Regions from separate parts of the Mus musculus genome. Here region 1 is linked to region 2. A link is a loop called in an ENCODE intact Hi-C map of the cell type or tissue named here. Cell type or tissue: left cerebral cortex. All regions are shown on one strand.

Region 1 (2,500 bases), 140 kb after region 2:
ATTCTTTTGGGTAAAATCCTTGTGGAAAGATTGCTAAATTCTCAAATAGAAAACAAGGCCCAAAATAGTAGCGGCTATATATAATTTGTATTAACTTAATTCTGCCACAGCTGTCACTGGGTCATAGTGGTTCCATTTGTCAGACATGTACCATGTGGCAGGCACTGTGGTAAGCATCTTACACAGAATATTCTTCTAATCCTCAGAATAGGCACTATTTTTATCATTTCATAGTTGGCTAATTAACTTGCCTGAGGTGTAGGGACACTAGTTAGTGGGAAGGCTAGGGTGTCAACATAGCAGCCTGGCGGCAGAGGCTTGTAATGTAAGAGCTGGAACTTTGGTGGGACAACACTCATAGCCATTACCTTTTTACTTCTTTATCTTGCCCCTCTTTCTGCCTTTTTTTATTTTTATTTATTTATTTATTTATTTATTTATTTATTTTTCTGTTATGGTGTGTGCAAGTTCTGGCCCCGAAGGCCCAGTCTGCAGCCTCCTGTCTCAGTCTTCCACGAGCCAGGATTTTATGTGAACCTTTAGTATTTCAATTCTACCATCGCGATTTGTCTTTAGCGCTACATGACTGCGGGTAATAGTAAAGGACGTCTTATATGGCACAGTCAAAACTCGACCGAACTTAATCTAGTTCATCTACTTGTGATAGAAACCACAGCACGCTTTTCCTGTAAAAACTTCAACAATCTTTGACCACAAGCAACAGTGTTTGTTCTGTTTAAATGTTCAATAGGTGGTGAATAATGGAAACGTAGAAGCTAGATCCTATATGTTAGTCTAAAATGAGCAATGAAAACACCGAGAAAAAAGAGGAAGATAAAGAGAAGGACCTGAATCCTCCCAAATTCATAAGAACAGAAAGTAATTCCTGTCAAGTAATTTTTATTTATTTATTTATTTATTTATTTATTTATTTATTTAATGTATGTGAGTACATTGTTGCTGTCTTCAGACACACCAGAAGAGGGCATTGGATCCCATTACAGATGGTTGTGAGCTGGGACTTGAACTCAGGACCTCTGAAAGAGCAGTCAGTGCTCTTACCCGCTGAGCCATCTCTCCTGCCTTTTTTTTTTGTTTGTTTTGTTTTGTTTTTTGTTTTTTTGAGACAGGGTTTCTCTGTATAGTCCTGGATGTCCTGGAACTCACTTTGTAGACCAGGCTGGCCTCGAACTCAGAAATCCGCCTGCCTCCCGAGTACTGGGATTAAAGGCGTGCGTAATTTTTAATCTTTAGTACATTATTCCACTGCTTACCAGTTGTAACTTTCCAGTGATTTTGTTTCATAACCTTTCTTATTTTTTGTCTCCGTTTGTCAGAAGGCACAACAGCTATTGCCGGAGTACTCTGGAGTACTGCTGTGGAACTAAATGCAGCCCCTATTTTCCTTTCAGTGTGCCCAAGATTCTACACATAATCTCTAAGTACATGCAACCCTATAACCCCTATTTATTTGATTTTCGTGGCAGAACACGAGCTCCGCCTACCTGCCTCTGCATTACGTCACTCCCAGTCAGGGGCGTCAGGCGTGGTGTGTGGACTAAACCTGGCACAGCACTGCGCAGGCGTGTATTCTGTCTCGCGAGAGTCTGTGGTTGCTGTAGTAACCAGCCTCTCCCAGGGACGCGTGCAGGGGAATGGGTGGCTATAAGGGCTGGAGTTTTGTATCCCCAGAACAAAAAGAGACAGCAAGGCAGAAGCAACTGGGCTAAAAATGGAGAGCCAAAAGGAGAGACGAACCTCTCACAGAACCGAGCTGTTCCGCATCGTCATTTTGGACGACCAGTCAGAAGGGAGAGGCTGGTTACTACAGCAACCACAGACTCTCGCGAGACAGAATACACGCCTGCGCAGTGCTGTGCCAGGTTTAGTCCACACACCACGCCTGACGTCCCTGACTGGGAGTGACGTAATGCAGAGGCAGGTAGGCGGAGCTCGTGTTCTGCGCACGCTCAGTGCAGGCGCACGTGGAGCGGGCGCAGTGGTTCCTGGTAGTGACCGAGTTGCTGTAGTGAAGCGATCCGTCACGTGGTCTCCGCGGGGCGCTTCTGCTCAGGTGGGCGCGTGCGTGCCTGTGGCTCGAGTCCCGGCCCGTGGGCACCCGGGTCACCGCGGGGTGGGGGTCATCCAGAGCCCGCTCTCCCTGAGGTTCTTTCCGGCTGGTCTCAGCCGATCCCTGCCTTCGGGGGTTTCCTTCCGTCGTGTTGTGTGATGCGGGTACCCCTTCGTCCTCCCGAGACCGCGGGAGCTTCTCTGCTGCTGACAGCCTTTCTAGGGTCTCTTCCCAAATCAAGGTCTCTGTGACGCGATTCTAATCGCGCCGCCCTTCTTGAAAGGCTCTAGAGTCACCATCTTGTCCTTACCCAGTATCTTCAACTCCAGCATCTCTGTTCGGGCGATACTGAACTTTAATGTTCTTCTGTAATCCCTCACTGCCCGCTTCCTTCTTGGGCTATCTAAAGAATTCCTTCAAAGGAGGAAT
Region 2 (2,500 bases):
TCAGACAAAGCAAGTCTGAGGCTTGTTTCATTTTCTGTTTTAAAGTCTCCTTAGCTGGGTGGGAAGTGGCTGGAAGGGGAGCAATGGAGAGGTCAAGGCAGCTAGGCTGTTTTGGCTGAAGAGAAGACAGGCAGTATGTGCTTGTGAATAGCATTGACATGACTGGCTTACAGAATTGCCGATGGTCTTTTGTGTATAATGGTTCCTCTTACAAGTTTTCAGATTTACAGTGGTAAAACCGAGAACGACCTGACTCTCCCCAAGCATATATGGCTAAAACCTGCCCTCAGCTTAAGTCTGTTAATGTTAGTAAGTCCTTGTCCTAAGTGTACCTTTTACGTTTGCCTTAACTAAGAGGGTTCTTGGCGGGGTTGGTTGGATTCTCACAATTGTCAGGCTTTTCCTTTGAGTCCAGCTGCTACATGGCCACATCAACTCATCAGAATCTCTTTGAGTGGTTTAAACAGACAGCACCTCTCCAGGTGAACCCAACATGCAGTCAAATTTTAAGATCCTGAGTCCTGGTGGTGTGGAGTGAAAGGAAAAGTAGTGGGGCTTCGTTGGGTTGAAGTGCTGAGGAACAAGAGTGGGAAAGGAGCTACCTGCGCACACTAACCCCGCACAGCCTATTTTGCGTTTTGTGGCGGGCACGTCAGGTCTTTGTGAAGCGACTCAGGGGACCGCATGAAGAATCATGGCAAGCGACCTCCGAAGTCAAAGCGAGTAACAAGCCAGCGACGGGCAGGGCCAGTTTCCACGGAAGGCCCCGCCCCTTCCCGCCCCCACCGTGCGGCGCAGGCGCGGTAGCTACCACCGCAGGGGTCGGTCTCCGCTGACGTCAGAACGCCTCGCTCCTCTCAGCCTCCCCGCTCCGGAGTCCCTGGCGGGCCGGGGCGGGGCGTGTGGCCAGCTGAGTTCTTCGGGCTGACCGCGCCAGTTTGAATGAAAGCTCCGCAAGATGGCGGCGGCCAGGGCCAAGGCACGGGGCAGTGAGGCAGGAGCGCGGTGTCACCGGGCTCCAGGTCCGCCCCCGAGGCCCAAGGCCAGGCGAACGGCGAGACGCCGCCGCGCGGAGACCCTGACGGCGCGACGCTCGCGGCCGTCTGCGGGCGAGAGGCGCGCCGGCTCCCAGCGAGCGTGGTCCGGAGCTCCGCGGGCCGCGGTCTTTGGCGACGAGTGTGCACGAGGTGCCTTATTCAAGGGTGAGCAGGAAAGCACACGCGCTGCGGCGGTAGCGGTCGCCACCTCCGAGCCGGGGGTTGGGGGTGGTGGCGGGGCTGAGGTGCGGTGCTGGAGAAAGGGAATCCCCTGGTGCCTGCGTTCGAGCGGGTCTGGCCTCGCCGTGAAGCGCCTGCACACGCAGCCCTGAGCTCCGGGAAACTTTGGGGGGCCCGGCTGGAACTTGCAGGTTATTTCTGTGGATGCTGAAGCCGGGGCACGCAGTGCGCGTGCGTGCGCTCGAGTCGCGCGCCCTTTGAAAGTCTGGGTTGTGCAAAGCCTTCTGGAATGAAAAGGTTGTTCTCCAGCTCTTTCCTCCGCTCCACCCAGATGGTGACACTATTATTCCCGTAGGTAGCTCTTGCCTCCTTGAAGCGTGGTGGGGATGGGATGGTGGAATGGTTTTTATAAACGGGATGTTATAATCTAGACAATGAGGCGTTTTCCTCTCATCATTTTTGGCTGTGGGATTTTGTAAACCAAGTGTTGGCAATTTTTCTTTTTAACATTTCGAGATGCCCCCAAAATGTAGCATTTCTGTTGCGAGGGGCGGTGCATTGTAATTACACGTAACGCTTCGTTATGACGTTTTCATACGAATATATGTACGTTGATCCTCCGATTCAACACCACCCTCCATTATAGTGTTGTGTTTTCAGATTCTCAGCTAGGGGTAAAAATTGAAAAGATAAATAAAACAGCAAACAACTTGGTTACATAAACAAGAGGACTCTCCTTTGCAGATGATTAGCATAAGGAGATTAGCATTAAGACAAAACAGCCTTAAGATTTTTAGAAGCGATTTATGAGACGTTTTTTACAGCTTTCTTGTCTCCAAACCGCCACACCTAAGCAAATAAATGTATTCTGGCAAATTTGAAGGAAAGTCTTTTTGCAGGTGCCAGAAATATGAGTTGTTTGCAGTCACTGGAGTTCGGAAGCTATCCTCACTGGTTTCTGACAATGAAGTCCTTACTGGGAAGGATGAGGAAGGACTGCGGGGAAAATTTGAGCGGTTACGCTGTCCCTTCCTGGAAACTTACCTTAAAAAGGTTTTTGCCCACCACTTCGGAGAACTAAAGACAGCTTGATGAGTTAGAGATACATTTTCTTTGGTCACCTCTGTTCTCAACAAAACACACTTTTTTCCAGTGAATCCCATACACAAAAAGATTGGGACTTTCCCAAAGTTGTGTAGCTAGGTGACCCACCAACGGGTAGAGCAGAGGACTTTTGATCATCTTGTATTTATCCTGATAGTAGGGGTAGTGAAGTTTGTTAC

What was found. Hi-C counts contacts between places; a loop is a spot of excess contacts. Peaks named below come from ENCODE experiments on the same cell type or tissue, not always from the same donor. Only the 100,000 strongest peaks of a DNase experiment are listed, where the experiment ranks them.
Region 1: it touches region 2 in a loop (6-fold over the local background); 2 of 42 quality-filtered maps call a loop at or near these places.

Annotation. Positions count from the first base shown.
Region 1 is chr2:3,332,101-3,334,600 of GRCm38, reverse strand. Rpp38 (ribonuclease P/MRP 38 subunit) reads left to right here and starts at 1,973. Exons shown (of 2, transcript NM_001013376.2): 1 at 1,973-2,074. It also overlaps a transcript of Acbd7 not described here. In left cerebral cortex, a CTCF peak has its summit at 1,018 (motif pointing right); DNase peaks (open chromatin) are centred at 1,599 and 1,920; H3K4me3 peaks cover 1,418 bases; H3K27ac peaks cover 1,455 bases.
Region 2 is chr2:3,473,405-3,475,904 of GRCm38, reverse strand. It overlaps Suv39h2 (suppressor of variegation 3-9 2), which reads left to right and starts at 919. Exons shown (of 6, transcript NM_022724.4): 1 at 919-1,202. The coding sequence starts at 959. It also overlaps a transcript of Dclre1c not described here. In left cerebral cortex, no CTCF peak of the experiment used is centred here; DNase peaks (open chromatin) are centred at 431, 839 and 1,423; H3K4me3 peaks cover 1,906 bases; H3K27ac peaks cover 1,013 bases.